2 separate regions of the Homo sapiens genome follow, and region 2 is linked to region 1. A link is a contact called in ENCODE Hi-C data. All regions are on one chromosome and are shown on one strand. The core of a region is the stretch at or near the end of the contact, and the rest is flanking DNA. Distances in the headings are between cores, read along the strand shown. Region 1 has its middle 37 kb from the start of PRDM2. Region 2 overlaps KAZN (kazrin, periplakin interacting protein).

Region 1 (2,700 bases), core at 60-2,559:
GGGTGGTTCCCCCATGCTGTTCTCGTGATAATGATTTTTCATGAGATCTGATGGTTATATAATCATCTGGTACTCACTCCATCCTGTCACCCTGTGAAAAAGGTGCCTGCTTCTCCTTTGCCTTCTGCCATGATTATAAGTATAAACCTCTTTCCTTTATAAATTACCAGTCTCGGGTATTTCTTCATAGAAGTGTGAGAACGGACTAATACAGGTTAGTTCTTCTGCAGCTCATCTGCTACTCACAAGTGGAAAGAAGCAGCTCACAGACTCTTCATCTCCAAGAGTCAGACTTTCAGGGCCTCCCTCAGCAAACCTGCACGGCTTCCTCCAAGGCAGAAGTCCAGGGAATTACTTATGACTAATGCGGTCAGACCCAAAGCAGTCACTCCACCCAGTCGGAGGGAGTCCTACGCTGGTTGCTGCCTCCCCACCTTCCTCACCCCCATGCTCAAAACTGTGACACCCAGGTCATTGACACCTGTGTCTGCAGCTGGCAGGGCCACAGTTCTGATCACATTCACACATTCCTTCATTCATCATTTCATTCATTCACACACCTTTATTTGAAAACTGACATATGGTGGATACTGATGTTTCTGAGATAAAGTACCCAGTTTGCTGTTAATGCAAACTCAATACGGCCTGGGAAGGACTCCGTACTTCTATATTCGAGCCCCTGTGGACGAACTGTAACCTAGCTTAATAGGCAGACAAGGTTGAAAACCTAATTTAGGAGTATACACCTGTAACAATTACAATAGTTGAGTCTTGGCCAATCCCAGCAGCCATACTTCAACCACTCAGAGACTGCTAAGTGTTCAAACTGTGTTCAAATAAGACAAACACCAGCCTGTAACCAATCCAGCTGTTTCTGTACCTCACTGCCGATTTCTGTATGGCACTTCCCTTTCTTTGTCTATAAATTTGTTCTGACCAGGGGGCATCCCTGGAGTTTCTCTAAATCTGCTGTGATTCTGGGGGCTGCCTGATTGGGGAATCATGCATTGTTCAATTAAACTCATTTAAAATTAATTCAGCTGAAGTTTTTCTTTTAACACTGCCCTTACTAACTTCGCAGCCTAGTGGGGAGAAGTCATGTGACAAATACAAAGTGAGGAAAAAACTCCTTAAACTCCTAAACTGTGCTACCAGTGTGCTAATAACAGATTTACGGGGATTATTTCATTTAATCCTCACAACAACATGAGGAGGTGGATACCATTATTATCTTCATTTCACATAGGCACCCCACCCCCCCAAAGAAAAGAGGATTCAGCAACAGGCACAGCAATTTGCCCAAGATGACAAAGCTAGAAATGGTGGAAATTAGCCAGGAAGTCACGCTGACTCCAGACTCTGTGTAATTTACATGTCTCAGGCATTTTTACAAGAAAAAAAAAAAAAACCAGGCACAGTGTCTCATGCCTGTAATCCCAGCATTTTGGGAGGCCTCAGTGGGAGGATTGCTTGAGCCCAGGAGTTCGAGACCAGCCTAGGCAACCCCGTCTCAAAATAAATAAATAAATAGCTTTTTAATCCTCTAACCTAGCAATTCTGCTTCTAGAGGAATTGTTTTATAATTGTTTATAATGGCAAATAAACTGTCCTACATGTCCATCAAGGAGAGCGTGTTTACAAGACTTGTAGTATGCTCACCCCATGAAGTATTTTACACACAGTGATGAAAATGAATCCACGATGGCCATAAATGTTAGAAACGTAAGACTGAATTTTTAAAAGCCAAAGACCACACACCATATGATGACATTTTGAAAGCTCAAACCCAGTAAAAGAAGATAACACATTGTTTTGACAACACACAGCTTAGGTAAGCAGATTTTTTTTTTTAAGTCAGAGAGTGATAAAGACAAACTTTAGGGTAACGATCATCTGGGAGGATGGATCTAGGGAAGCAGAAGAAGGAATTAGGGGTGGGGGTTGTCCAAGTAAATGTGAGGCCTTTTGTAATGGTTTAATTCCAGGATTGACAAGCTAGAGCCTGCAGGCCAAATCTGGCCCTTCAACTGTTTTTGTAAATAAAGTGGGTTTTTTTGTTTTGTTTTGTTTGAGTTGGATTCTCGCTCTGTTGCCCAGGCTGGAGTGCAATGGTGCAATCTCACCTCACTGCAACTTCCACCTCCTGGGTTCAAGCAATTCTGCCTCAGCCTCCTGAGTAGCTGGGGTTACAGGCACCCACCACCATGCCTGGCTAATTTTTGCATTTATAGTAGGGACAGGGTTTCACCATGTTGGCCAGGCTGGTCTCTTTGGTCAGGCTGGTCTCGAACTCCTAACCTTGTGATCTGCCCGCCTCAGCCTCCCAAAGTGCTGGGATTACAGGCCATAAAGTTTTATCTGAACACAGACACACCAATTTGTTTACATATTGTCTATGCCGGCACTCACTCTACAATAGCAGAAATGAGTAGTTGCAATGGAGACTATATGGCCCATAAAGCTTAAAATATTCGCTATCTGACTCTTTACGGAAAAAGTTTGTTGTGACCTCTGTTCTTGCCTTGGATTGAGTAATAGAGTCCTCTCTTTAATAGCGGTAAGACATTCACCTCTCTGGGTCTCAGTTGCCCTATCTGTAAATAGGGATGATACTACTCTGTGAAGTAAGAAACTGTATCATCCTTTAATGTATGGAAAGTGGATTAGTGGTTTTTTAGGGCCAAGAGGTGGCGCTGGGGG
Region 2 (2,700 bases), core at 150-2,649, 1.4 Mb after region 1:
CCTTTCTCTCCCCAAACCCTCTTCTTTGAACCTTCCCCTCTTCTGGGGGACTCAGGAGCAGCAGCCAACTTCTGCTCCCATCTCCTTTCTCTCCTTCCCATGCTCCTTTAGCTCCCTTTCTTGGGGAGACATAGCCAAGGGCTGCAGACACCCCCCACCCACCCACCTGGGCACAGAACGGACAGATCCACCCTCACCTCACTGAGAGCCCCACCCCTCCCACCTTGACCAGGCAAGAGTCCAGCAGGGACAGTGAATTTCTGCCCTGCCAGGCTGGACAACCAGGAGGACTTGTTCCCTCTGAAGGCACCAAAGCTGTAGCCAGGAATGTAGTGGGAAGGAAGTGGCTGCAGCTAAACTCTAGGTGTGGCCAAACAGTGCCCAAGCCCCAGGAGAGGGGCCCCTTATTGCCAACAATAGCCAGCCTTGACTAAGTGCCTACTGTCAGCCTGAAAAAACAGACATCAGAAAAAAATATCTCCTATATGATGAATGTATTTGGGAGTAAGCATAAATGGATTAGTCTCTGGAAGTATAGCTGTGGCAAGCCATAGGTGCGTCTGGAGAGGGGACAGCAAAGGGAAGCTTTTATTGGCAAAAAAAAAAAAAAAAAAAAAAAAAAAAAAGAGAAGTTCACATAAGCTGCTTGGAAACAGACTTCATTGGCTGCAGAGGCTCAAAGCTAGAGTTGGCATCAGTTCATTGGTGGAGATGACGTTACTGGGCAGTGTTCTTTGGAGAACATCTTACCTGAATTGCTGCAGTCCTGAAGAAGGAATTTCTTGGGGGCTATTTTAGAAAGTCCTTGAGACAGTCCTTATCTCAAACATGCAAGCATGAGTTCCCCTCCTTCGTGATTTCCCGGCTCTAATTCTTCTGGTTCTGACAAAAGTGATTTCATCCTGGTATCTGCAACTTTCACACCCCCATAGCTTCGCATTCAGAGTTTATAACATTCATTTCAAGCTACGAGGCAGATATTCTCATTATTCCCATTTTATATATGGAGAAACGGAGGCTTCAAGGAATCTGCCTGATGCTGAGGTCTGTTCAACTCCAAAGCCTGGTCCAAATGGATGACAGGGGCCGTGTCTTGGAACTTTGGGTAACCAGATTTGGCCACATATCACCTCTCCTCTTCCCAGAAGCACATAACAGAGGTGAGACTCAGCTAGCAGAATAAAACAGAGTGAAGCCAGCCAGGCTGGAGGCCTCCCGGGGGCTCTCAGCTCTTTCCCATCCAGGAAGGATGCCGTGTTTCAGTGCCTGTTCCAATCCCTATAGAATTTGGAGTCCTGTGCCTGATCCAAAAGACTTCCCTGCAAGCCATGCCGGTCCGTGGGAGCCGGGCACCAGCACTGGCTGCCGGCCTGCACCCCGGCCTGACAGCCCTGTCACCTGGCAGGAAGGTGGGGCCCTGGCGGGGCTGCAGAGGCAGCTGCTGCCGTTTCCGCATTCCTGGCACCATGGCAACAGGAGGCCACTCAGACGGGTGACCTGCACAGAGCTCTCTGCAACCTCTGCCATTTCCTTGGGAAAAACAAAGGGCTTAGGCTCACTGAGAAGGGAAACGTGATAATGTTGGCAGTGACCTCTCAACCCATACTTGTCCCAGCACGGACAGCCCGTCACACTCACCCCCGCTGAGTCCTCACGGCAGCCCACAGAGGAGGCAGGCAGCAGAGAATGGTACCGGGTTAGCTTTACAGAGGAGGAAACTGAGGCACAAGGTGTTTGGGAGACAGGTTTTGGTGGAGATGGGGATGATGGATGAGTGTGTGGTCACCAGGTGGATACAGTCCTTTTCAAAGAGTCCCTCAAGGAGTTTAAAATGGAGAGAGGGAAGGCCTTGTGGGGAGGGGGTTTGTAACTTGAAAAAGTGAGATTTCTAGGCTTTTTTCTACATATCAAACATACTATAGTCAATGCAGAAAACTTGGGAGACAGAAAAGTATGCACAGTCACAAATACTCTCACACTCACACGGGCACATTCACACACACACTCGCACAATTACCTATCACTTCTTTTCCAGAGACAGACTTTTCATGTTGATCCATCTAGTACTTTACATATTTTTATATACTAGATTTTCTCCACCTAGTATATTGTATACACACACGTGTATATAATAATTATACACTTTACATCTACATATAATTTTTAAACCACAGTCAGGGTTACACTGTGCCTGCTGTGTTTTGTTGTTTTTTGTTTTTTGTTTTTGCAATGGAGTCTTGTTCTGTCGCCCAGACTGGAGTGCAGTGGCACAATCTCGACTTACTGCAACCTCTGCCTCCCAGGTTCAAGTGATTCTCCTGCCTCAGCCTCTGGAGTAGCTGGGACTACAGGCGTGTGCTACCACGCCCACGCCGGGATAATTTTTTGTAATTTTAGTAGAGATGGGATTTCACCGTGTTAGCCAGGACGGTCTCGATCTTCTGACCTCGTGATCTACCTGCCTCCCAAAGTGCTGGGATTACAGGCGTGAGCCACCGCACCCGGCCGTGTTTTCCTTTTTCATTTGGCAGTAGGTGGTGGATGTTTTCCCGTGACAGGACTTTTTATTCATTGCACATATTCCAACATATGAATGGAGCGTCATTCCTTCAAACAAACTCTCATCAATAACCATTCATATTGCTTCCTAGTATTTAATTTTTCCAAAGTTTTTATTACAAAACTATACATGTTTACTAG

The links. A loop is a pair of places that touch in the nucleus more often than their neighbours do. Pooled maps may share reads with other maps.
Region 2: a loop to region 1 is called in a pooled map of heart right ventricle, with 2.3 times the contacts of the local background. The contact joins two enhancer-like sites. A Hi-C loop is called at or near these places in 1 of 168 maps with a recorded cell type or tissue (chondrocyte) and 9 of 50 pooled maps.

The regions. Positions count from the first base shown.
Region 1 is chr1:13,661,347-13,664,046 of GRCh38, forward strand. No RefSeq gene overlaps it. Among named protein-coding and RNA genes, the nearest start is that of PRDM2, 37 kb to the right of the region's middle. Within about 2 kb of position 1,310, at least 2 of the 41 ENCODE cell types and tissues checked have a DNase peak (open chromatin) inside an H3K27ac peak, as active enhancers do.
Region 2 is chr1:15,089,137-15,091,836 of GRCh38, forward strand. The region is part of intron 8 of KAZN (kazrin, periplakin interacting protein); the gene reads left to right. Among named protein-coding and RNA genes, the nearest start is that of TMEM51-AS1, 62 kb to the right of the region's middle. Within about 2 kb of position 1,400, at least 12 of the 41 ENCODE cell types and tissues checked have a DNase peak (open chromatin) inside an H3K27ac peak, as active enhancers do.